3 separate regions of the Mus musculus genome follow, and all the other regions are linked to region 1. The links are chromatin loops, found by intact Hi-C in ENCODE. Cell type or tissue: heart. All regions are shown on one strand. Links, peaks and the distances in the headings refer to the core of each region. The heading gives the core; the rest is flanking DNA. Region 1 has its middle 14 kb from the start of Psmd7. Region 2 overlaps Pmfbp1 (polyamine modulated factor 1 binding protein 1). Region 3 has its middle 44 kb from the start of Gm35145.

Region 1 (11,174 bases), core at 2,580-7,579:
TTGTTAAACATCAAAATACAGGGGCAAGACACCTGCTAGCTATACTGAGGGGTATGGAGGGGGTATGTATGTATGTATGCACACACCCATGTGCATATATGCAGGTGCATGCGTGCACACCATGCATACGTGCATGTAGAAGCCACATTTCAGAGCAACACGCCTCCAGAGCCTCACTTTGGCAATGGGATCTTATAAGTGGCATCTTACCGAAATGAATTGTGCTAACATTCCAGTTTGGGTTTTCTCCCTTTCCCTTGCTCTATCAAGTACTGCTAACTCTGAGCAATGCTTTCCAAATCCATTTTCCTTAACTCATCATCTAATCATCTAACGTGAGTTAGAATGAACAGGCAGCCGGGCAGTGGTGGCGCATGCCTTTAATCCCAGCATTTGGGAGACAGAGGCAGGCGGATTTCTGAGTTCGAGGCCAGCCTGGTCTGCAGAGTGAATTCCAGGACAGCCAGGGCTATACAGAGAAACCCTGTCTCAAAAAAAAAGAAAAAAAAGAAAAGAAAAGAAAAGAAAAAGAATGAACAGGCAGCCATATTCTTCTAGACCCCTCTATGGAGATTTCTGACCTTAGAAGACTGTAACTAGAGTCACTGAGGCTCTCAACAGGACAGGAGCCCAGCAGCTCAAATCAGAGTTGATCCTTGTCATCTAACCATCTTTACCTTTACCACAGAGGTGACCCAAGTTCCAGGCCAGCATGTGTGCCACGCATGCCAGATAATTCCTTTAACAGCAAGAGCCACTCTCTACCTGAACCACTGGCAAGAGTGTCCTTGACTCTTAGGGTCTCCAACGAAACCGGGCACATAACAAGGATATCAGGACTATCTAAATGCCATATAGGTGCAGGCAGGTAAAACATACACACACACATACACACACACACACACACACACACACACACACACACACACAAAAGAGACTCTAGCACTGGGAAGGACTGAGCACAAATTCCAGCTTTGGCTCTCTCGCTCTCTCTCTCTCTCTCTCTCTCTCTCTCTCTCTCTCTCTCTGACATTGCAATTGACATATCAGAGTCTCTTTAAATCCATCTTATAGGCTCTATGCATAATATGGTTTATGAAGCACTTTCAGAGTAACCTATAGATTACATCAACCCTTGACTTGTTCAAACACAGGCCAGGAAGAGTGGTTTACATATATTATTTCATTTAGTCCTCACAGTTGGGTGAGTGGTTCTGACGTTAAAGAAATGTAGCCAGGAGACATTCTAATAGAGACCCCTATCCCAAAGGGTCAGGGTAGGGAGAGATGGACTCCATGAAATGCAGCCAGAAAAAAAAAAAAAAAAAAAAAAAACAGCATGTGGCAGCAGTCACTATTCCCTGTGGTGGAGGGTGGGTGTTGGGTGCCTGCCGAGCCGGGGTCGCATCACTTGCAAGTCAGGACGGGGCTCAACAAGGAAGCCCTTCCTACTTTCTGTACCTTGTCTTTCCTCCATCCCTCCTTGGAAGCTCCCACCATAAGGATGGTGACCGTAAGACCGTAAGAGAAGTGCCAGCGGGCAGAGGGAAATAGCAACAATGGTCCCCAACTCTGCTGCAGCCTTCTCATAAGTAAGGGATGCCATGTTGGAGAAGGCTAACTTGTTCTTTGGGTGGGAATTAGAAGGTCACACAAGGTTAGTCTTCGTTAGTGAAATCAAGTCATTCTTATGACAAAAGTAACCAGAGTATAGTCTGTAAGTCTAAGACTAGATAGAAAAGCTAAGCGTGTGCCTGAGACAGCACCCCCAACTGTGCACCCCACAGTTCTTCTCATTTAAGCTGCCACCACCTATAACCTAAAATACCACTGGAGATCTTAGGAAACTGGCACATGAAAGGGGGGGCAGCATCAACAGCCAAATTAGGAAGCAAATCTGAAAATACTCATCGTCCAGCTAACAGATGAGCATCTCATGGGACGTGGGAGCCTTTATACATGAAAACTGTGACTGACTCCCCAGAGCCAAACATGTGGCTCAGTCATAACATGTCATCGGAATTATCCATTCAATCTGGGCATGGCGGGCAAAGGAAGAAAAATTGGGCAAGCAGGGGGCTGAAGGGATGGCTTAGCAGTCAAGTGCACGTAGTGATCTTGCAAGGGACCCCAGTACCCACATCAGGTAGCTCACAACCATCTGTAACTCCACATCTGGGATATCCAATATTCTCTGGCCTCTGTGGCACTCTCACACACATAGACACACATAGACACACATAGACACACATAAACCCATACAGACGCAGACATGCTTGTAATCTTAAAACAAACAAATAAATAAATATGAGTAAATTGAACTTCTTCCTTTATTTAGGTTATTTTGACTTGAATTCTTTGGAACTCCCTTTGCTTCTGACCCCCATCCCTTATGAGTGTGTGTGTGTGTGTGTGTGTGTGTGTGTGTGTGTGTGTATGTGTGCACATGTGTACACACACACACACACACACACACACACTATGTAATCATAGCATACCAGGCAAGCACAACATATTTCTTCATTTCATTTCTCATGGATCCAACCAAAGGTAAGAATAAAAGTTGCAGATCTTGGCCAATCCAGAAATTCCTATATTTTGCACCTGGGTGAAATAATATTAATTTGAAGTACTGGGGTAGGCAGGAAGGAGCTATGAGCCACAGGGTGTTCAGAGGGGTTTGTAAGATTCTGCATCTCACTGGAAGAAAAGAGATTTTCGTTTTCTTCTTGATCTTACACACACACGCTTCACGGTGTATTAAACACTTCGTAACAAAAATGAAAAAAGGGGGGGTGGGTATGGGGGACCTTTGGGATAGCATTGAAAATGTAAACGAGGAAAATACCTAATAATAATAATAATAAACTTGGAAATAAAGAAACATCACATACTGAAAAAAAATGAAAAAAGAAAGAAACAGAGCAAATCAGATTTTATTTTTTGAGAAGCTTCGTTCAATTTCCCCAGAAGCACACAGTGCTGTTTGCGTTGCTGGTCTATTGAATGCCAGCCACTGATGTCCCAGGCTCTTTACCAAAGCCACTTCCCCATTCCCTTGCCTGGCGTTTCCCTGTTCCATAGTCTCCCATCCCTATTCCAACCTTCCCACAGGGCAGGAGCTGTACTCATCACTTTCACAGAGGAGAATCTAGATTCTATATTCTCTGTGTTTGAGACACCTACAAGAGTGTTTTGCATACTCAATATTTACTCAGTGCAGTTTAGCATAACGTATTTATCCAATTTATGAGTTAACATAGGCTAAATATGCACATTTCAGCCAAATCTGGTTTGCAGCCTCCAATGGATGAATTCTTCCCGGACGCACTGACCACACTGACATTGTCAGTGACACCCACTAGGGTTTGAGCTAGTGTTCTCTTCTGCCCGGCGAATGATTGCCACAATTGGAGACACGAGCTCATTTGAAGGAATGAAATGAGCTCACCAAACGATCATTTAACAGACCTCGGATAATTATCAATTTCCTCTCGAAGCTAACATTTGCTCAAAGAAAAGGAGGAGATTCTATTAATAATCAAAACACTTGACTTTCTGGATCCATTCCACTTAATGAGGAGAACTGCGTTCTCCGGGCTTGGGTCACAGCCAGGTGGTCTCTTACCAGGAATCATTTTCAACTTCTAATCACAGCTCAACAGCTACGCTCTAAATCGTATACAAGTATTGATATTTGCAGTTAAATTATATCAAATGTCAATGCAATCAACTCATTAGCAGGCTTAGAGCAAGGCTTTGCGCTCACTACCTGCTTCTGCCGCTCTTTGATTAAGCAGTCTAGGGGCCAGATTCCTTGCCTCTCTCCCAGCTGATCAGCTCCGTACTACTGCTAATATAAACCAAACGGGTATAAGAAGGAGACGTTAAAAGAGAAGGGGAAAAAACTTACGAGTACATCACTTCCATGCTCTTCAGATTATCAACATGCTAGAGTCTAGCAAGAAAATCAAATGAGATTGCCAAATAGAGAATCATTTTGACAGAGGATCACAGGAGGTCATTAAGAAAGTCTCTAATTGTCCAGAATCATCCCGTCCTGCTACCATCCCTCCAACTTCCTGACTGCCTGGGATTTTTAAATCTGTCTTGCTGCTTGTGAAAACCATGAGCCACCTCGAGTGCTTCTGGTGCATGTGGGATCTGCAGGCGCAAGGTCAATGGGGCTTTCCCGGTATGCTGGCCTACTGCTCCAAACTTTATATCTCTTCTGTCCCTCCGTTATTGCCTGACATGATTTAACAACTGTTATTCCTTATTTAATGATGTCAAAGGTTTTTAGGAAATTGACCGTATTTCACCAACGATATATTTCTTCTTGATTACGGAGTGGTTAAAATGATTTTAAACCAAGACAGCAAAATAAAGCAGTAATAAAATCAATAAAAGGTGCTTAAAACATTCCTTCTATTAGGTAATGGCATTTAAAATATCCGTAGCTTGTAATGGCACTTAGGATATGCCCAAAAATCAATGAGCTAAATTACTTATTGAACTAGTTAATTTGAACATTGAGTTTTTTATGTATATTGATAAAATGGGCTACAGGATACTGGCAAGTAGCGATAGCGCGTCCATGGTCAGATGGCGCCCTCTGCTGGAAATACCTGTTAAACAATTTGTTTTCCAGTTGCGGAACAAAGATTTTTTTTTTTTTTAACTTAAATATATAACTCCAAAACATTACCAAGAGAGCCTACTAAAATTCATCAGGATAGTACAACACTATTCATCCATACACTCTTTTAAACGGTATCTAAGCTGGGCATGGTGACACACACATATAATCCCTTAGATACTGAAGAAGAAGAGTTGAAAGCCAGCCTGAGCCATATACTTAGTGAGTCCCTGGCTCAAAAAAAAAAAAAAAAAAAAAAAAAAAAAAAAAAAAATTCTTGCAGAATATGACATTGTACATTCAGTATCAAATAGCAGATAAAAACCAAACTTTTAACTATTTCAATTTTTTCCTTCCTCATTTCCCAAATATTATCCTAGGGCTTCAGTATATTAAAAATGAGATTCTAAAAGCCGGCACTTCTTCTCTTTGAAGTCAGAGGGAAGGAGTTTAAATTTTAAAGGTGAAAGCTTAAGTCTACGCTCAAGGAAAAGTCTCCATTCCCGGTAGTTTAATTGATCAAAATCAAGTTTGAACTAGCTTCGAAAAGGCGGTTTGAGCAGCTGAGATATCAGCGCAGTAAAGAGTTTCTCATTCCCGGGTACAAGTTATAGAAGATTCCCCAGAGCTATTGCTGCCCCCTTCCCTCTAACATCTCCTATGCAAAAGTATTGTGAGGGAAGCCAACTGCTTTGCACTTGCCCTGCTAAGCCTTACGCTGGCTTGGCGTTCCAACCCGCTCACCTCTTTCAACTCCAGCTACAAAGGGGAGCTTCGGAAATTATGATAAAGGGGTTATTTGACAATAACCGAAAATGGTGTGTAGTTCCTTTGAGAAAATAGTCCAAAATATATCGTTTGGGTTTTGAAGGATACCATTAGTCGGTCTAGACATCACGCACACTTTACACAGGTCAATTGGGTTCAAAATAATGGATCTATTAAAAAAAGAATTGTATGTAGTAACGAAGGGAAAGTTTGAGATTGGGTTTTGATCTTTGTTTAGTTTTAGGGAGCAGGCTCTCGCCCTGTGGTTTATGTGTGAACTCACATTCTTCTCGACTCAGGCTCCCAACGGGCATCCCAGGGTGCACCACTGTGCCTGAGCTAAAGGAAAAGTAATCAGAGAGCTTGGCATGTGTGCATTCGAATTTTATCCTATAAGCATTGAAAGGGTTTCATAAGTTTGTTTTTTATATATTAGTGTATGTGTGTGAGAGTATGTGTTTGTGTCTGTCTGTCTATCTGTATATGTGCCTGTGTTCATGTGTATGCGTCATGTATTGTGTGTGCGTGTATGTCTTTGTGTGTCTGTGTGTGGGGTGTCTGTGTGTTTTTGTGCCTGTCTGTGTATGGTGTGCCTGTATATGTGTGTCTCTGTGCATCTGTGTGTGGCGTGTCTGTGTTTCTGTATATGTCTGTGTGTGTGTGTGTCTGTGTGTGTATGTCTGCATCTCTGTGTGTCTCTGTGTATGTGTGTGTATGTTTCTCTGAGTGTGTCTATGTGTGTCTGTGTGTGGTTTCTGTGTGTGTGTCTGTGTAGAGTGTGTGTGTGTGTGTGTGTGTGATGTGTGTGTGACATACACTAATATATCATCTTACCAGGCCTATTTGCTAGTCATTTCACTTTGACGGGCAAACACAACACCTTAACGGAGTTGGATAATAGCACACACAGAGAGCTGAAGCAGAAGAATCGCAAGTTCTAGGCCAGCCTGGGTATTCAAGAAGATGTGTTGAAAGAAAAGGAAAGAAAAGGAGAGAAAGGAGAGATGGGCTTAGTGGTGCACACCAGTATCTGGAAGGTGACGAAAGAAGACCAAGTTTCAAGGTTAGCTAGCTATAGAATGAATTTGAAGCCAACCTGGACTACATGAAACATTACCTTAAGAAAAGAGGGGGGGGGAGGGAGGGAGGAGGAGGAGGAGGAGGAGGAGGAGGAGGAGGAGGATAGGAGGGTAGAAGGCAAATCCCACCTGGCTCCCACAGTTCTAGGGGAGCCTAGAGACATCCTACAGGCTGCACTCTGGCCAATCACAGCACCCCTTGACTTAAACGCGCTGTCTGCCAAGCAGCTGGGCCAGGACCCCAGCCTTACCTCTCTGCTCGCACCAATCCCGCTCAGTTCTCCTCCGTCTTAAACCCAAGCCATTTGCTCTCGCTTTGGGACTCGCTCTTGGTGTTATCCAAATCAGTATCTCCTAAACTATAATCCCCCACACTCCCCCAGATAAAGCCGCTTCATGCTTAACAGCCCTGACGTTGATTATCAGCTTGTAACAGGTGCCCGGACCTTAGCACAGCTGACGCCATGTTAGAGGCACCATCTGGCGGGAAACCTCAGCGCACGGGCCTCAACCCCTGCCAAAACTAGAATAAAGACCTAATCCATACTTCCAGGGGAGTCCCTAGGTGTAGTAACCTCGCTTTTTGACTTCTGTAGTTCTGCTTCTTGGTAACTGGTGTGACAACCAGGATATCGGGTTTGTGCATAAAAGAAAAAGGGCTATAAGGCTCAGGACGACTTGATTTGAGCAAGTTCTGCAGCTGCCGACGGCAATAAAGACTTCCTTTTCCGCTTTAAGTGTGTCTGTCCATCCGTGGCCTCCAAGTGCTAACCTCGCACCAAGCTGACAATGCTCTGATGGTCTTGACAAAGCTATACAAGACAGGGAAGATGAGGCGCAAAGGGGAGAGATGAGAACGGAGGAGATGCAGAGGTGACCCGTCATCACCCCAGAACCTGCCAGTGCCTGTTTGTCTTCTGACTGCCATGTCAAACAGAAGAAACTGCTAAAGTTCAATGGACAATGCACCGGTGTCTAATGTTTGACCCATCCAGTTCCTGTGTGGAACAGAAAATATGTAAAGCTCGTTTTTGACAAGCCTTTTTCTCCTGCTGTACTATATAATTGACAGATAAAATTATATAGATTTCCAGTATTTTCGGTACACAAGTACACACACACATTGTAAAAATGGACTACCACCAATTAATTCACACATCCAATACTAATTGTGTCTGATGAGCACGTTCCAGAGCTAGCCCCCTCCCCTACCGTCACAGGCAGACAGGATCGACAGGCAGACAGGGCTTGAAAACTAGATTTTTTGTTGTTGTTTTGTTTGTTGGTTTGGTTTGGTTTTTCCAAGACAGGCTTTCTCTGTGCAGCCCTGGCCATCCTGCAAGTCACTCACTAGACCAGGCTGGTCTCGAACTCAGACCTCTGCCTATCTCTGCCTCCCAAAGGCTGGGATTAAAGGCGTGCACCACCACGCCCAGCACGAATGCTACGCTTAGTCTCGGTCAGGGATGGTTAGTGGGAGGGGCTTCAGATTGGACAAAGCACTGAGAGTGACTGTTGAGTGCTTAGTCCTGCCCAGAACATCTCTAGTACCTCCTCGGAGCCTGAGGGAACGTCACAGAGGGGAGAAAGATTGTAAGAAATGAAAAATGGAGAGAAGCCCTGTGAAACACTGTATCCTAGAAATGGACCGCTAATCCTTTGATAGTGAATTCTAAGCCAGCCTGGACCACTGTGTGAGATCCTGTCTCTAAAACTAAACAAAATCGGCTAACGAGAGAACTCAGCAGGTAAAGACACCTACCTGCTGCCAAACCCAAGGATCTGAGTTCAATCCCTGGGACTCATACCGTAGCAGAGGGACCCGACTCCCAAAAGTTGTCTTCTGATCTCTGCACACGCGCGGTGGCATTTTTGCGCATACATACATGCACGCGCACAAAACGAGAAAAATGCAATATAAAAATTTTAGGCAAAAACAATGTCAGAGTGGTAAATAAATAAATAAATAAATAAATAAAAGTGGGCTCAAGGCACTTGAACATAGACCTGGTTAATTTAAGGACCCAGAAGTGATCTCAGCCGCAGAGCGCTCGCCCAGCATGGACAAAGCCCAAACCATAAAAGGCACTTCTCGTTTGTTTATTTCGGGTTAACTTAAGGAGTTGTTTTTATTAAAATAGGCACCATGTTTAACCAAAGGAAGAGATAAATTCAAAGTGAAGCTCCAGCGAGGTCCCTGCTGAAGCAGCTCCCGAAGCCGCCTGTGAGCCCCTGGGCGCTCTTTTCCTAATCTCAGTTGAAGGTACTTCATTCGCAAGCTTAGTACCTCGTTTGAATCGTTTGAATCACAGCAGCTTCCAACACCGATCTTGAAAGAAAATGAGCTTTTCAGCTGGGCAGTTAGCGACGGTCTGTGCACCGAGGGCTCTCTCTGGGCTCCATCCAAGAGAGGTGAGCCGTGCTTCGCCCCAAGAACCTCGCAGGCCATCGCAGCACAATACGAAATGATTTTCTAACTCATGCAAAGGTTCCTGCGGAGAGTTCTATTTCCTGGATATGAACAGAAATTGCTGTAATTTTGTTCAGTTCTTCTTCTTCTTTTTTTTTTTAATTTGCAGTTAAATGAAATTTGACAACAACAAGATGAATAGCAGCCGCAGCCGCGTCAGGATCCAAGGCCAATACACTGGGACATCACCTGTACAGAACCAAAACAAACAAGCAAATAAACAAACAAACAAAAACAAAAAACAGAGAAACCTCTTTTTGGAAAAAAATCAAATTTTGCTGCAACAATCAGCCACTGGAAAGATCAAAATGGTCACATGTACAATCTTAGTGAAAAGATTCTTAAAAAAAAAAAAAAAAAAACTACTTTCAAAGTAAAAATATATCAAGCAAAAGATAAAGAAATATCTGATAAAGGCAAAGGTATGTGTCAGTGCTTTTTCTTCCGGGCTACCTAAAATATAAATACCAGGTAATAAAAATATAAAATTCTTGTTCCCTGTCATAAGATAGAAGGATAATAACTGATCTCCACTCTAACTACGGCTGTGTCTGCCAACATCTACCGGGCTCCTAGCATTCTCCTATAAAATTGTGCTAAGTTCTCTTTATTCTCATGCCAGAGACCTGGTGCTGCTTCCTGAACCCACCCGTCCTCGCTCCTGAAAACCTTACCCTTGAAGCACAGTTGTTAAAGAGTGCTCACCCAGCATGACCAAGGACGTAGGTTCAAGCCCCTAGCACCACCTCCACCAGGCACAGCCTTGCTTGCCTGCAGTCCCAGCACCTGGGAAGCAGAGGCAGGAATGTGAGTTTGAGGTCACCCTCAGCTACACAGGGAGTTGGACAGCTACATAAAACTGTCTCCCAAAAATAAATAAATAAATAAATATCAATCAATCAATAAATAAGGGCCAGAGAAGTAGTTGAGTACCTACAAGCAGTTGATGCACAGTCATGAGGACCAGAGTTCAAATCCCAGCCCACCCACAAAAACCCAGGCATGGTGGTGAGGTTGTGGGAGACTGTAATAACCTGTTTGACTTTTTGATGGCTTTTACCCCTATCTCCCCTCACTGGGGTCTCTGTACTGTTATACCACGAAGATCAGAGGAGGCTGGGGAGCCCACTCTTACCCAGCTATTCAAGACTTCTAGAGACAGAGATCTGTGTATCACAAGGAACATATAAACAGCTTTGGTGACAGAGAACATGGGGAGAGAGAGAATCACTGGATGGAATATCCTAACCCCAAATAAAATCCCACACTTCCTTATTGCTAATGGTCTCCTCCACCAGAGACATCTATACGATTTGTCAACAAACTACACTGAGCCATTTCCCTGTCTTTTCATTCTTTGATTGATAGAGGAAAATAACCCACAAGCTAGCCAGTACTACTGGGGTGCTCCTGGAACCCTAGTGCTGAAGAAGCTGAGACAAGAGGAGGCCCTCTGCAGCTCACTGGTCAACTAGTCTTCCCTGATGGGTGGGCTCCGGGCTCAGTGAGAGACCCCGACTCAAAGGGTAGAGAGAGTGGAGAGATGGCATAGCAGTTAAGAGATACCTGCAACCACTTGGGACACCCTTAGTTAGGGTTTTGCTGCTGTGAACAGACACCATGACCAAGACAACATTTAATTGGGGCTGGCTTACAGATTGAGAGGTTTAATCCATTGTCATCAAGGTGGCAAGCAACATGGCAGCATCCAGGCAGACATAGTGCAAGAGGAACTGAGTTACACATCTTCATCTGAAGACTGCTAGGAGAAGACTGGCTCCCATGTGGTTAGGAGGAGGGTTTTATTGCCCACCCCCGCAATGACACACTTCCTCAGGCAAGGCCACACCTACTCCAACAAGGCCATGCCTCCTAATAGGCCACTTGCTGGGCCAAGCGTATTCAAACCACCACAGGATGATTCACAACTGCCTGCAACAGGAGTTCAGGAGATCTGAAGCTTTCTCCTAATCTCTGGGGGCATTATACTCAAGTGCACAAACACTCAGATACACACATGTACACATCATAGTTTTAAAAATGTTTAATAAAATTATTTTAAAATGGGGACTGGGCATGGTGTGGTTCCTGCCTTTAATCTCAGGAGGCAGAAGCAGACGGATCTCTGTGAGTTCAAGACCATCCTGGTCTACATAGTGAATTCCAGGATAGCCAGGGTAATGCAATGAGACCTGTCGCCAATAAAATAAAATAAGAT
Region 2 (5,000 bases), core at 1-5,000, 1.9 Mb before region 1:
CCAGGAGCCCCAGATGGGATCCAGGTGTCAGAGACATTGACATTCTCAGCCCTCATAACAGAGCATGAGGCAACTGCTGCTTTGGCCAACGTTGACACATGCAAACCCTCTCCACACCCTCCTGGACTGTCAATCATGGTAGTCTCTATGCTCCATGGAAAAAGCCTGGGAACCCCTACCCTAGGCCATGTCACTGCCTGAACCTTCACCACCCCCAAGATTCCACTTTTAGACACTCATTTCTTCACCTCTGTCCTCAACCTCCCTTACACAGCCATGCCTCACTCCCAATAGACAAACCTTTGACCAGGAGGTGAAGCAGGGTCACAGGGAGAGTAGGACCCTAAGTAAAGGTGCCTCAGTTTCCCGAGGACAAGGTCAAGCAGAGGAACCTTCAACCTGGACTTCCTGCCTTGAAAGCAGTGAGCCATGGCTTCCTTTCGCCTTCGTTCATGGACATCTCTTCCAGCCACTTAGTCCATACACATAGTCCTGTCTGCCACTACTCATTCTTTTCTTAATGCCCTCAGCCTCTGAAACTCACAGGAGTTGAGTGGAAGAAGGAGGTGTGTGATCTCTTACTGTATTGCCATTGAGGGGGAAGGTATTAAGGTCCCTTGTCAGTATAGTCAAGTGACATGTTAGTGTTGCAAAGGAACTGTTTCGGGTCTCAGGGTCTGCCTGGATCTTAGTTTTGTTTTGTTTTTCCTGGGGGGCTGGTCCCCATACAGAATGTCAATCAACCAGGGGTGGTCCCAAGAGGCAACTGTCCAGGGAGGAAGACTTACTCCTTTTCGCCAGTCAACTTGGCAATGTATTTAACCTGCTCTCTCAGCTTGTTTCCCAACTTCTCATTGGCAATCCTGTAACAAAACACACAGGGGAGGGATGACTCTTCCCTAGAGCTGCGAGAAGCTGGCTGATGGGCACTGGGTCTTCCCAGGAGGGTTTCTGCTGGCTCCTTGCCCCCCTCCTGCCCCCCATCAATCACCTCTTCCCTAGAGGGAGAGCCTTGTCAGTCACAAAGGGACTCACATTCTACTAATGCCTTGGTCTACAAGGGATTGGATTCCAAGTGAGGTTGGATCCCAACTTAGGAAGAGGAAGCGTGGACCTCATGGAAACGGGCTCTGTGCTTCTGATGCTACTCTGTTGCTATGCTACAGGCTTTGCAAGGTTGGATCCCAACTTAGGAAGAAGAAGCTTGGACCTCCTGGAAACGGGCCTTCCCGTCGGATGCTACTCTGTTGCTATATAGCAGGGTTTGCAAGATGGCCTGAAAGGGCCAGACCCCTCTTGTCTGATTCTCAGTTCTTGTGAGTGAGTTCTCCGGCAAGCATGTGTGACTGACTTGTCACTGTGGTTCTCAGTTCTTCCTGGCCGTGGGACCTACCCTACCTCTGTCTCAAATACTCACTTCTGCTCCTTTGCCCATTGTTCCACGTTGTTCATAATCTGGTCATTCTCCCGGTGGTGCCTGCAGGTTTCTTTGGGGGTTAGCTTTGCAGGCGGGGAGTACGGCTTTACACACAGGAAGGAAAAACAAGACGATAAGGGATGAGAACACCGACTGCTACCTCCCCCTCCCCCAAATACTGGATTCTTCTTTCTGAGAAAAGAAAAAAAAAATCAGCTCTGCTGCCCAACCTGAGGCTAGAGCTGCCACATGAGGAACCTGCGTAACTCACAGTGGTGACACCTCGGAGGAGGCACGGTTCGTGGCTGATATGTACACTGATAGTAATGATTCTCAGGCTAATGGCAGTGGAGTGACTTGTTCTAAAACAGCAGTGTTTTAGAACAAGTATAAACACAGCCAACGGAAGAAGACAACCAGGAAGAAGAGGTGCTTCTTTTTCATTTGAGCAAGGGCCCTGTGGTCTGCCGTGGATGTCCCTGCTCTGGTTGCTGGATGTGTGGCTTGTCTAGAAAGCTTCTTATCTGCTTGGATGGCAAAAACTAGCAGGACATGCTCAGAGGGCAGCAAACCAGGGTAGGGGTGGGAGGGGGGCATCTTTGTGAGTGGAAACTGATGTCCCAGTCTTTTGCTGGGACCAGGCTTCTCTTGGTTAGAAATGACCCAGAACTATCCAGACTCGGCTCCCTGCTGAATAATGCATGTGTGTGTGTGTGTGTGTGTGTGTGTGTGTGTGTGTATGTGTGTGTGTGTGTGTGTAAGTGTGTGTTCCTTCCATCCCCCCAAATTGCCCAGTCAGGAGGGGTGGAGAGGAAGTGACAGAATCCAAACTGTGCCCACCTCCTTCTCATCTGCAAGGAGGCTCTCTCTTAGGGTCGCCATTTCCTCCTGGAATTCTCGGAGCTGCGACTCCTTAGCTGCCAACATCTTAAGGTCACTCTGGTGCTGCCTCTGCCACTGCAACACCTGGTTGCTCATCTCCTCCAGCTTCTTGTCAAAGTTGTGCACCTACTCAGGAGTGCAAAGTGAGGGGATTGGGGAGGGGTAGTAGGGAAGACGGGACCAGGCAAGGAGGAGTAGACTGGCTTGGGGGGAGTACAGGGGTGTGTGCCTTTAATTTCCAGTGACCAGCAGAGGGCGCCCCTGCTCTGATCTTCCTTCCTTGCCTGCCTGTCAGTCCACAAGCAGAGAAGGTGGAGTGAACCCAGCAGCCAAAGGGTACTGGCTGAGTGCTAAATAATTCTGCCTGCAAAAGGTGACCTTGTGGACCTCTAATAGGAAGGGAGCCCGAGTGAGCGTCCCCTCCCCCACCCCCAAACTCTCACCTCTTGCTCGCTCTGCTGTTGGAAGCCCTGCAGTTTTTTTAACTCCATATTGAGCTTTTTCATCCTTTCCTCATAAGCCGCGATTTCATCTTCCAGTTGAGCTTTCCTCTCCTGGGTCTGTTGCAAGGAGCGATTCAGGCTCTTTGTCTCTGAGGTTGCCTGAGTGAGCTTTCAGCAGAAAACACAGAGTGGATTAGAGTGGCCTCCAGGGCCCTTGGTCTTCTCGGCTGAGTCTTTAGTACAGAAGGTCCCAGGCCCTCTCTGTGGTGGTGCCCATGGTCAGGCTGCAGGTGGTCCAGAGGGAAGGGGAGGGAGAGCAGGTGGCTTTCACCTCTCTTCCCAGTCTTTCATCCTTCCTCATTCCATTTCCAGTTTTTTGTTTTTTGTTTTTTTTTTTCCCCACCGATCTGTAGACATGACCACCAGAGACGGGGCATGGATTCCCCTGATAATCCAGACTTTGGGAAAAACCCTGTCTGTGAATCACCAGTGAGCGGGAAGACTGGTTCGATATTATCATCTCTGCCACCCTACAACGAAGCCGAGGACACCAACATATAAAACTAAGAGAACGCAGGCCTTCGTTGGACAGACCGCCCTGTCCGGGCAAGGGTTAAAAAGCACTGAAGAGTGTCAGTCATACAAGAAATTGACTCCTGTCCACTCGTAGCCCCCCCCCCCCGAGTTTCTTTGACTACTTCTTTGGCAGAGAGTGGGCGTGGCCTCACCTTGCGTGGCCTCACCTTCTCCAGGGCCTGTGTCAGGTCGTCCTGGCAGTTGCCCGACTTCCGCACAAGTTCCTCATAAGCTTCTTTACTAACCATGTTCTGGAAACAGTTCTTCTCTTTCTGGATAGCCGAATCCAGCTGTGTCTGCAGAATCATGATGGAATCCTTCTGGCGGGCTATCTTTAGGGAACAAGAACATCACTATCAAGGCTGTTCCTGGCATGCACAGATGCGCGACTGTAGGAGGCAGACAGGAATTGGGCGCTCTGTCATAGCTGCTGATGTGCACGCGCACATCTCCGCCTCCCTGATAGGAAGAGCAGAGCCCCTTCTGAGCTGCTTGGTATCTCTCCAGCTTCGTTTCTCTTTATGGCTACCATATCGCCAATATAAAAAAAAAAGCTCCGGAACCTGCTAAGTAGATAAGATATGTTTCATAGATGCAAAGATGTCTGTCTGGGCTGGGGAGATTGCGCTGGGGAGATAGCTCGGTCCATACAGTGCTTTCAAGGACTTGCGTTAGACTCATAGAACCTGTTTTAAAAAGATGGATCTTGGGGCTGGAGAGATGGCCCAGTGAGGACCCAAGTTCAATTCCTGGTTCTTACATAGTGGCTTACAACCATCTGTAACTCCAGTCCTGGGGGATCTGATGCCCTCTACTGGCTTCCGTAGGCATTGCATGCATGTGGTTCACAGGGATACATGTAGCCAAATCATATATACATTTACATAAAAAAATTTTTAAAAAGATGCTGGGTATGGCAGTATGCTCTTATAATCCCAGTTCTGGGGACATTAAATAAGTAACCCTCTGGGATTCACAGGCCAAGCAGACTAGCCTGTTTGGTGATTTCTAGGTCACTGAAAGACCCTGTCTCAGAAAAAAAAAAAGTCAGATGACAGACGAGGAATTATCTGAAGTTGTCCTCTGGTCTCCACATGCACCACACATATATGTTCACGAATACCCATGAGCACCTGCACACACGCAGATCTAGAACCCAACACCAGCTCACAGATATGATTCAGCATTCTGCCTACCCAGCCCTGTATGTATTTTGGTCACCTCTGCCTCCTTGTTGGACCTCAGAGCCCAACACAAAATAGGCACGAAATAGTCGTAAAATAAAACGTAAGTTTTCAGGTGTTTAGTTAGAGATTCAAATATTGTATGGTGCAAGGGGTGGGGGTCTTACTGGACACAACTTTGGCAGTTTTTTTTTTTTTTTTTTAGAACAATTCTGTGGGCTGGCGAGATGGCTCAGCAGGTAAGAGCACTGACTGCTCTTCTGAAGGTCCTGAGTTCAAATCCCAGCAACCACATGGTGGCTTACAACCATCCGTAATGAGATCAGATGCCTTCTTATGGTAAGTCTGAAGACAACTACAGTGTACCTACATATAGTAAATAAATAAATCTTAGAGAGAGAGAGAGAGAACAAGAGAGAGAGAGAACAGGAGCCAAACTAGAAACACAAAGAGGAGTCACAACTATGATTACCTTTGCTATAGTACTGAGTTAAGGAG
Region 3 (11,174 bases), core at 2,706-7,705, 1.8 Mb before region 1:
CCTTCTAGCTGCTTTTGAAACAAGATGTAGAACTCTCAGCTCCTCCAGTCCTATGCCCACCTGTAAGCTGCCATGCTCCTCTCCTACCTTGATGACAAAGGAATGAACCTCTGCACCTGTAAGCCAGCCCCAATTAAAAGTTGTCCTTTATAAGAGTTGTCTTGGTCATGGTGTCTGTTCACAGCAGTAAAACCCTGAGTAAGACAATGTATAATAATGGTTTCATTGTAACCATTTCATTCATGCAGGTACTGCATGTTCACCATATGCACCTCCCATTACTCTGTGCTGTTCCTCTCTGCCTCCCACTGGTCCCTTCCTCTTAATTGCTGCTCCTTCAAATCTAAGGATTGTCTATGGACAAGATCATGTTAGCTATTGAAGTAGTAGACCTACTTCCCTTATGATCTAGCTGGATGCTTTACTTGTTTTGTTTTTTTTTTCTTGTCTTATTTCCCTGACTAGCCTTCTAACACAACACTAAATAGAAGCAAAGAGAAGCTCCAATATCTGCTTTGGAATTTTTATGGATGCTCTGTTTTACGGTGAAGATGTTTTTGTATTCCTGGTTTATTGACAGGTTTTAATTAATTAATCACACAAGTGTTGAGTTTATTTATGCTTTCCCCCCCTTATTTGTCTGGTTTTGTACTTAATAATTGCACTGATGAATCCTGGCTTTCCTAGAAGACCAGATTATATACTCAATGACACTGCGGATTTAGGTGAAAGGATGCGAAACAGCATGTTGGTAATATTCCTTAGTTTCTACTGACATCATTTAACAAAGTGCAAGAAAATTGGAGCCCAAGAAAGAAGATACAAATCATAAAGGTGGAGTGAAAAATTCCATTATTTCCAATGTCCAAATATCAGAAGATAAAGTTGGGAGGCCCTTTTAGTAATATGGCTGACACTGACATATATCTAAATACCTATATGTGTTATGGCTCATCATACCCATGAGCTAGTCAAGGTCATAACCATCATTTCTTCAGCTGAGACTCTGAGTTAATTCAGCGATGCTCAAGTCTTCAGATGGGTAAGATGCTGCAGTGGGGATGGGGTGGAGGAAGCCATGAGATGCTTTGTAAGCATCTGTGGGAAACTGTACATCACCTTCATACATATTACACTGGTGTAAGAAAGTGTGTAACTGTGCTCTGTGTCAGAAGAGCAGCCATTGCTTACCGACAAGGGCAGGGAATCAAGTGAGAATGTCTAACACCTATCAACTTCCCCAGGACCCAGCAAACAACTGAGAACAGCATGAAACCCACCACCACCGGCTTTCATGGCAGCATGTGCTTTCTTCTTTTATGGGTAAAGTATTTTCACTTTGCTCTGGAAAAGACCCTAAAGTCTCATGTAATCTCTCCACAGACTCAAGCCTGGGTCTTGGGTGGTTTCTTCTGACCTAGGGGCATAGGGCTAAGAAGTCCAGCTTATTTACTTGTGCCCACATATTCAAAATAAGGCAGAAGATGCTCTAGAGTGACCACAGTAGGCATTTTCATTTACAAGGCGAAAGAATAGAAATCCTAGCCTGTTACTGGGTCACAGCAATTCTGAAATCTCTGTGGAAGGAAATAGAACTGGGCCTCAGGGCTAGAGGCTATTTTCTGACTGGATCCATGCTCACTCTGGTTAAGCTTCCTCACCGGTTGCTCCTTGTGGCTCTGAAAGGTTCTCTTCCCTCATTATCCTCCCTGGCTATATCTGAAGAATTCATTGAAAAACAACAACAACAACAACATCAACAACAACAACAACAACAACAACAACAACAACAACAACAACAACAACACAATCTCCTCTGGGTCTTGAAACCTCTTAGATATGGTCTCCAAGTCATGGTTGCTTTAAATGGTCCCTCAGGACAACCTAGTGTGTTGGCTGTATACAGAGAGGGTTATGTTCTTATCAATATCAAAGCTTCCTGATCCATGACCATGGTATGCCTTTCCATCTCACTGGGTATCTAACTTCTCCCAAAAGGTTTTGTTGGTGTTACATCCCTTTCAAAACTACTTTTTTGAACCTATTGGGTCCCGTGAACTCTGTATCTCAACGACCCCTCGCTCGGTTACTTTGGGACGCACGCTGCCGTCGGAATGGATTATCAGTCTCTTGAGCATTCAGGGTGTCTTAAAAGCGAGTTGTCTAAAAGAAACCCCAGGAACCATAACCTTCTGTGCTTTGACCCTTAATGCGGAGGTAAATACTGTGTGAGGCAGGGACTTCATGCGGAGGTAAATATTGTCTCCAAAACATGGGACAAAAGGATCTCATTTCTAAAGTGTTATCTTCTCTCATTTGGCTGTTTTAACCAGAAGTGATTTTCCCCAGGGGACACTTGGCAACGGTAGGAGATACCTCTAACTGTGAAAACTCTCTGAGGGACATAGCACTCGTGCGTGCTGGGTGGAGCCCGTAGGTAGCGCCGAATGTAGGATAAAGCACTGGGTACCTCTTTCCTTCTCTGCTCTCCACGAGTGTTCTTAGGGCTGAGGTTGAGAACCACTCTTTCTAGCAGAACCACTGAAATGGAAGTCCCAACAACACCCCAAAGGCTCTCTAAGTGGGGGAGGGGGAGAGGGGGGGAGGGGGGAGGGGGAGGGAACAAGGCCACATATTTCCGGGTTAACACCACCAGCTACGCATATATTCCGCAATGTTTGAAAGAATTTGAAAGGCCATTTGTTTCGTTGGACTTGAAGGAGCCAAAATTCGTGAGCCGAAAGAGCCAACATTTGTTCCGTGGTAACATTTTCATTGTCTACCAATCACAGCATCTCTACCCATCATCTTGTTAAAATCTCTTACAGTGGAGCCGTGGAGATAACTCGGCAGGTTAGGTGCTTGCTCCGCAAGCTGACATGTATTGGATCCCCGAACAAGTGGATATATATCGGATCCCCAGAACCAACAGAGATGGGGGACAAAGAGAATCATCACCATAAGTGTGTCACCTGACTGCCACATGCACATTTCCCACAATTATAATAATTAAAAACAAATAAATGTCTTGCCTAATGTGTAGTATTGAGATCCCTTCCTTTGTCTCCTAAGGATCGTTTACCCTGCTAAGACACAGTCATGATTTCCGTTTTTCTTTTCTTTTTAGTTGTTAGTGTGTGCCTTTGTTTTTATTCTTCTAGAAGAGAGCCTAGAAGAGAGCACAGAGCTGCGGGGAGGCCCTGCTCTGGTTCACAGTGATGTCTACTTCACCATGGTTACCACCCGGCACCTCTGACAACCTCCTGCTCTCTTTAGTGCTTGTAAAGGAAATTCCCATGTTTAATATTAAAACAGGAGATGAACTTGACCTGACAAGGGTTTTTGGGCACCAGGAAGCTAAGCACAAAGGAAATCTTTTGGGGGGGGGAGGCAGATTTTTACCCCCACGGGAGTCAGAACACAGCAAAAGAGAAATGCAAATTACAGAGGCAAAAAACACCTACCAGATTACAGCAGGCAGACTTTGAACAGAGAGCAAGGCTATCTACACCTGCTAAGGATTTAGTCTAGAAGTAAAAGGAAGTCCTGTTTTCTTCCTGGTGTCTGCTGTGTCTGGTAGTCTGGGGCCTAGAGAGTCTGACATTCTCGCTGAAAGCACATATGGAGAAGAAGAAAGCTCTATCATTTGTGCCAGAAGCACCCACTTTCTTTGCCAGCTCCAAATGTCTCTGTTAGTAAGATAAGGACAATTCTGCCTTCGTATCAAATGCTGGCTGAGGTAGAGAAGGTTCTGTCTGTCAGATACATGTATGTTCTTTCCCATCTTGCTTTTTTAAAAAATTTTAATTCATACTATGTTTCATTTCATTCCTGTATTTCAAGATTATAAATGTGCGACTCTCTGGGGGTTTTTCTTTCTTCCTCCGGGTGTCTTTGCTGGAATCATGACTAGCCACGCTGCCGAGGGTGCGTGGCAACAGAAATGTGTGCCGAGCTGAGAGAAAGGACCTCGGCATTAGCCTGGCACCTGCTGACCTCTGACTGAGTGTCACAGGACAAGTCACTTTTCTGCCATCTTACTACAATTAGGACTGTACCAAATGACCTCTAAGGACTTGCTTACAGCTCAAATACTCTCTGGCTTTTAAATCTTCTTTTATGTGCACTATAACAGCCATGCAGCAACGACAAATTTTCTTCATGTGCCTATTTTATAGCCATTTTATGGGATTATAGCATATGTGTGCTCATATGTGTGTGCGCTTATATGTGTGTCTCTCTGTTACCCCCCCAACACACACACACACACACACACACACACACACACACACACACACACACACAGAGGATTAGTGGTAACCACTGTAGATAATATAAGTGTAATAATCTGTAAATACAACTTGTACACAGAGGATGCCAGGGTATTTAGATGCCTCTGTTGGAGAACACATGTAAGCATCCATCACAGGTATAAAATAGCATCCTCTGAAATGCCATTTCTTCCTTCCCCCAGGACAGATAAAGCGCCTGCAGACTCTCCGACCAGCCACTGAAACAGCCATGAAAAACCTCACGCTTTTCTAAAGCAGGACAAAGCTTTGAAGCTTCAGCGTCTGCTCCCCAGCATCCCCTGGCTGTGAGGAGGACAGCATTTCCCTAGTCAAAACAGCCTGGCTCTATTTATAGTGCTCACGTCTCCAGATAATAAACGGAACTCGCGGGCTATGCTCAGATCGCCTTCCTTCAGCCACCCCACCACTTAGCACAACGCCCACAATGAAAAACAAGGTCTACAATTTGGAGCCGTGGCTCTAGTTAATTACCTCAGAGGAGACAATGACCACCCTATACTTGAAGAGCCAAAACCCGGAAAGAGTGTCTGATACCCTTTGTTTGCCTTGGGTTTTTAGCATCCCTCTGGCTAGTTCACTGGGCTTGGTGGGTTTTTTGTTTGTTTGTTTGTTTGTTGTTGTTGTTGTTGGGGAGTAGGGTGGGTATTTCTTTAAATGATTCTAGAAATATCTCATCTCCGTGGTTGGAGAGAGGCTGTGTTCATCAGCTAGGTAATGTTCTTAGCAGATAGCGCTTTAAGTAAGGACAGCAGACAATACAGCTTCCACGGAGACTACTACAATTCCCTTCTATTCTTTTTCAAATGTTAAGTTTGTATTAGGTTATTTAATAGACCACAATATATTCAGTAGGTACAGAATCCATGGCCCCAAATGGCTGCGTTTTAATTCTATCCTTCTAGTCTGTTTTAACTAAGACGTTTTCTCCTGTGCATATAATCTTCATTATCATAGAAGTTATTTTTAATTTATAATTAACATAGTCTCTGTCTCATCATGTATGCCTTGATCGACTTGGACCCTCCAGACACATCTTATCTGGTACCACGTTGGCTGGGTCCTGCAGTTCTCCAAACATACAGTAGGTGTCTATCTTAGCCTTCCTTATCCCTTCACTTTCTTTTCTAGTCCCTGACACTGGGATATAGTGCATAATTCCAAAATGGCAGCTTTTTGAAAATTCACCTTGATTATCAGACATTAAAAGTGACTCATCCCGCAGTGACTGTCTGGCAGAAGGGATAGGATCAGACAGCAAGACAATGAGGGGACTGGGAACATTAGCGCACTAGATTACAGAGCCATCAAAAATACCTTTGTTCTGTCAAAGATCCAATCATTTGCTAGTTGTGTTCTGTGGAGGAGAAAGAAGGGGGGAAAATCCACCAAACAAACAAACAAGAAAATTCATCTGAGAATTAAAAACCTCCTCAGATCTCTTTATCCTAAGTGGGGAAGGGACGTAGCTGATGATCCATTTCAAGAGCAGGCAAGGTGGAGCTGCGTCTGAGCGGGGAATCTGTATGTAGCAGCTTTTCCCCTCAGTAGCCATCACACTTTGCTTATGACCTTCTGCCCTTTGCGTCTCCGGAAGAGCGGAAACTGCCAAGTTCAACAGGGCTTGGTTTTGTCTGTGTGTCTGTACTGAGCCTGACTCACGGTGGAACAGTTAGAAGGAATGATCGCACAATTAGAGCGTTTTCATTCAAAGCGCAGCTTCTGATTTCCATCACGGTATATTAGAAAGCTAAGCAAGACATGTGTGATGGGCTAGAGGGGCAGATGCTGAGGGAAGCTGTTGGCAGCAGGCTTTCCACAAGCATCCAAACAGGCGTCTGTAAAATAGCAGAAGGAGCCTCGCAGAGACCGTGGATTCTGTATCAAGCATGTATGTGTGTCTCTGTGTTCAAGGGGGAGAAGGGACTGGGTGGGCAGTAGTGTCCTTTTCAGGGAGCCCTTCTTAGGGAGCTGCCCAGGCAGGTGAGAGGAGAGTGAGATGTCCTGAATCTCGGAGCTTCTCATCCCCCAAGAGACGGAGAGGCCAGATGGGACGTGGGTGTCTGGCTTCCTTCTCCCTTTCTTAAAAAAAAAAAAAAAAAAAACCAAAAAAAACCCACAATTTCCATCATTTGTCTATGAACTCAGAGGAGGAGTTTATCAGTCATGGAAAATGCCCCAAAGGGGCTCAGATCAAAGGCAGACTTTGAAATGTGTACTTAGGTGGATCTCCCTGCCAAATACATTAATGTGATTAAAACACAAATTCCATTGGCAGTTATTCCATCTGTTTAGGTGATGTTGGTTGGCAGTGCCATGTACCGGTCAATGGTGGCCTTTTACAGAGGAGTGCCGAGTGAATTTAAATGCTCTGCCGCACACGGATGCTACCTGCCGCGCTCTGGGAGGATTTGGAGGTCTTATTTGCTGGCAGGGCAGGGGAACCAGCTGCTGTCACACCACACAGGGATCTAGTGATAAGAATGGCTTCCTGTTCACTGCCGTCTCGCAAATGGATTCGTGAAAACAACTCGTTGTGATTTTCTAGGTGTGGTTGGTACACGGGGGCTTGCTACTTCTTGTATCCTCCCCCCTCCCCATTCTTATTTCTGCCTTCAGGTACAGAGCACCTCCATGACCACCCCCACCCCATTTATTACGTCGAGCATCAGTGAGTACATTGCTTTATGGATGGAAGGAGACAGACTCAGCAGAACCCAGCACATACTCAGACGCCCAGTATGTTTCTTTGGATTCACAACACACTCCTTGAGCATGGTGAAAGAGAAATCTATATAGTTTAAAGATCTCTGCCTAAACCTGACCAAGAGATTAAAGGGGAGGGCTAAGGGGGAGGGCCCAGACCAATCTCCACACACCAGCACGCCTAACAGAGATAGATTTCTGTGTAAGTGAGTGGGGGGAGAGAGACCTGTGCGCTGGAGTTTTCCATCAGCGGAATGTTAATGAGCCCTAAAGGTTACCTCCCACTCATTAACAAACAGCTCTAGAGACAAATTCCAGTTTTGGGTGGTTACAGAGCAGTGGCTTCCTGTGCACAATCAAATTGTGAGACTGTCCAGGGCCTATTCTGTTGCGGAAACCCAACCTTCAACATTATTATACATGTACTCAAAATCAAAGGTGGAAGACAAGGAAAAAAAAAAAGAGGAAAGATATTTGCAAATTAAAGTCATTGGATTAATCTCCTCTGATGAAATTGATGCTGTCAAGTGAAAAATACTGCTTTGGAAAAAATAATACCCTGAGTAGATATTTCATCTGTGAAGGGAACACTAACGTTCTGGTGTTGAGGTGGCCCGGCAGAGGATACGGCAAACAAAGGAGGAAAGATCGTTCCATCAGCTAGGGACTTGAGTGTCCCCTACTGGAAAATGAGTGGCAAAGAATGAAGAAGTAGGATGTGTTCTTTGGGAGTGTATCCCCTTTCCTTCTTGTCCCCAACCCATTTCCCTCCCTGTTTCCCTCTCTTAAGAAATAGCCATAAGTGCCTGAGGAGGTAAACAGAAATAACTAAGAGTTTATATCAAGCAACAACGCAGGACGGTTAAAAGAAAGAACCACATCCAAAGATCTGCCTTTTCTCCAAATTGGGTGCAAAGCCCTCCCACTTGCCCCCGGAAGAATTATTGGTCTCCTAGTGGTCCAGGCACCACCAGCGAATGCGTGATTTCTAGATATTAGAGGATATTGGGTATGGTGGCAGCGTGCATCTGTGGACCTAGTACTCTGGAGGCTGAGGCAAAACGATTATTTTGAATTAGGACCAACCTGGGCTATATTACAAGACCCCCATCTCAGAATACAAACAAGTAGGGATTGGAGTTATGGCTTCACAGTTAAAAACACTATTCCAAAGGACCTGGGTTCAATTCCCAGCACCCACATGGTGGCTCACAACTGTTTGTGACTCCAGCTCTGGAGGATCTGACATCCTCTTCAGGCCTCTGTGGGCACCAGGCATGCATGCGATACACACAGACATACATGGAAACAAAACATTCATACCGCATAAAATAAAAATTAAAACCCTAAATAAGTAGAATAAACCTTACAGTACTTTAAATATTAGCATTACTGTTATTGTTTGTGTGATCATGTGCGCGCGCGCGCGCGCGCGCGCGTGCGTGCGTGTGCGTGTGTGCGTGCGTGTGCGTGTGTGCGTGCGTGTGCGTGTGTGTGCGCGCGCGTGTGCGTGTGTGCGTGTGCGCGTGCGTGTGCGTGTGCGTGTGCGTGTGTGTGTGTGTGTGATAGATAGGCCAGCACACATATGGAGGTCAGAAGACAACTCTGTACTCAGTTCTGGAGACCGAACTCAGCTCACCAGACTTGTGTGGCAGGCACCAGATGCTCCACCTCGCTAGCCCATCCTTCTGAATTTTAAGACTATCCTTTAGCTTGTTTAAAGCTGTGCTGCATGTTAACTCCTCCAGGGCAACAGACAATACTTTGCTCTCCCCGCTTCAAGCTTTGTAGGAGAATGGAGGGGGTTAAAAGCAGAAGACTCCAAGAAACGAACAATAAATGCAAAAGGGACCGAGCTAGCCCAGGGCTCGGCTGTTCGAGGGTGCAGGGGGTTAAGGAACAGAGAGGCTCTGGTTAAGTTCAAATCCCCAGCAACCACATGGTGGCTCACAACCATCTGTAATGGGATCTGATGCCCTCTGCTGGTGTGTCTGAAGACAGCTACAGTGTACTCATATAAATAAATAAATCTTAAAAAAAAAAAAAAGGTAGTGGTGGCACACGCCTTTATTCCCAGCAGTTGGGAGGCAGAGGCAGGCAGATTTCTGAGTTCGAGGCCAGCCTGGTCTAGAGAGTAAATTCAAGGACAGCCAGGGCTCTACAGAGAAACCCTGTCTCGGAAAAAAAAAAAAAAAAAAAGCCACAATCACGAGAGAGAGAACAATTTGGGTTTCAATTCTGATTTTCCACTTCCCTCTGTGTACGCTGTGTAACCCTGGTGAGGGCAGTCATACCCTCAAAGTTAGAGTTTTCTCCCCAAATTAGTGACTCTTCAGGTTGTTATGGCTGGAAGGAACCCTAGAAGTTGTTCATTTACATCTTCCCATTTTACAGACCAAAAGCCAGCCATGTCAGTAGCTATGATAATAACCATAGCTCACACTTCTGAGCCTTTGATATGAGCTAGACTGTCATGTAAGTACCTTCTAAGTATCCTGTTATCACTGTAGTCCCTACTTGGAGGTAGGGTTGTTCCACCCATTTTCCAGGTGGGAAAACTGAGGTTCAGTGACGTCCGATACACAAGGGAGTAAATGGTAGAGCTGGCTTGGCTCTACATCCCAGGCTCTCCAGCAGTCCTTTATTTAGTAAGCTGTGAATTTTCTCTTCACCCTTTCTGTATAGGAAATGGGTGACCTGTCTGAATTGGTGTCACCTATGATCCTGGAAACAAAGGCCTCTAGAGACAAAGTTCCAGTAGTTTGGCAATGGCAGAAGATGCTACTGTTTCTCTCCCGTCTTGCTGAGATCACAAATTCCATTCAGACAAGCTTTCCCTCAGCTTGCTTTTCAGGTGTGGTGCAATCTCCCTACGGTCACTGTGTGATGCCTTTGCCATACTCAGTCTGATATGGGTTCTCTTACACTCTCTAACCATTCTCCTGAAATTCACATGACCTGCTGTTGCACCTATGCACATGTGGGACAACCCACCATGGCACTTTTTGCTCCTTTGCAAGCAGCAGTTGTACAACCTTTGTTAGCCCTTACGGATCAAACTACATCTCGGAGCGAAAATACATGGCAGAATAAACCGCCATTGCAAGACACCCCCTTCTGTACAGTGCTGTCAAGCACTTGTTGGTTAAGCCTGGTTGTAGACTGAGACTCACCGGCTGAATGAAGAGACTCCAGTTTACCGCCTTAGCTCTCCATTGCTGACAGCGCACAGAAAATGCTAGCAATACATGGAAACCCTGATGCTGAAGGATCAATAGCATTAATATCAAATTATTGATGCAGGGAGAAGTGTTAAATAGACAAATTGATACAGGTGGTAGAGTCCCACTAGAACCCAACCTTCTGCTCCTCTAGACTTTGGTTTGCCCTTGGGTAATGCTGCATCCTAAGGATGCTATGAGGAACTAAGAAAGCGTCTTGTGGCTGACCACAGAAAACCTGGATTAGCACGTAGGAAAGTCCTTTATGATCGGGGTTCACCAGCCTTTTGACCATATATATTAAACTTGCTGACCCTTCGGCATGAGGTAGTCACGTGGTCCTCTCTCTCCATCTTTCCTTCTCAGTTGCATACTGCTAGCATCTGTCAAGATCTGGATCTGCCTTCTCTCCAAGGCTGTGTGACTTCTTGGAATTTTCTGTGTTCCAGCCATTTAGGTGACTCGTCATTATGGGGGTGATAATCCATCCAGTTAGGTAGCCATTGTGGGGTGATAACTGACTAGATCTCTGTCTCTGTCTCTCTCCTTTTCTTATGCAGGGACCTTCTTGAGGACACACTATATTGCTTATCTCTGCATCTTCAGTGTCCAGCACAGGACCTGGGTCATCTTATTTACTCCATAAATATCAAAGGAAGGAAGAAAGGGAGGCAGGCGCATCCTTTGAAACAGTGGCGCATCACAAGTACAAAGTGTTACAAACTAGCGATGAGAGCCCATTGTCTGATGGCTTTGTAGTCCGTAGGAAGGAACTGTTTTCCCAGACACAAAGCTCAGGCACAAACAGAAGCAAGGGCAATTTTAGCAGAAAGCAGACTCTTATTTCCTATTTACCTATCTGATAAAGAGGCAGGACAGATAGTGCCTTCCACTAATACCATTCACCAGCAGCAGTTTGGCTAGCGGAACACTCATG

What was found. A loop is a pair of places that touch in the nucleus more often than their neighbours do. Peaks named below come from ENCODE experiments on the same cell type or tissue, not always from the same donor. Only the 100,000 strongest peaks of a DNase experiment are listed, where the experiment ranks them.
Region 2: a loop joins it to region 1, with 6 times the contacts of the local background. A loop is called at or near these places in 6 of 42 quality-filtered maps.
Region 3: it touches region 1 in a loop (7-fold over the local background); 4 of 42 quality-filtered maps call a loop at or near these places.

What each region holds. Positions count from the first base shown.
Region 1 is chr8:107,596,659-107,607,832 of GRCm38, reverse strand. No RefSeq gene overlaps it. Among named protein-coding and RNA genes, the nearest start is that of Psmd7, 14 kb to the right of the region's middle. In heart, for the core only: a CTCF peak has its summit at 4,607 (motif pointing left); no DNase peak of the experiment used is centred there; H3K27me3 peaks cover 1,604 bases.
Region 2 is chr8:109,534,462-109,539,461 of GRCm38, reverse strand. Pmfbp1 (polyamine modulated factor 1 binding protein 1) reads right to left here. Exons shown (of 21, transcript NM_019938.3): 15 at 3,486-3,650; 16 at 2,743-2,910; 17 at 2,258-2,425; 18 at 1,418-1,521; 19 at 789-863. Among named protein-coding and RNA genes, the nearest start is that of Dhx38, 29 kb to the left of the region's middle. In heart, for the core only: CTCF peaks have their summits at 2,544 (motif pointing right) and 4,135 (motif pointing left); a DNase peak (open chromatin) is centred at 2,591; H3K4me3 peaks cover 273 bases; H3K27ac peaks cover 1,187 bases.
Region 3 is chr8:109,411,651-109,422,824 of GRCm38, reverse strand. It overlaps a transcript of Pmfbp1 not described here. Among named protein-coding and RNA genes, the nearest start is that of Gm35145, 44 kb to the left of the region's middle. In heart, for the core only: a CTCF peak has its summit at 5,370; no DNase peak of the experiment used is centred there; H3K4me3 peaks cover 329 bases; H3K27ac peaks cover 765 bases.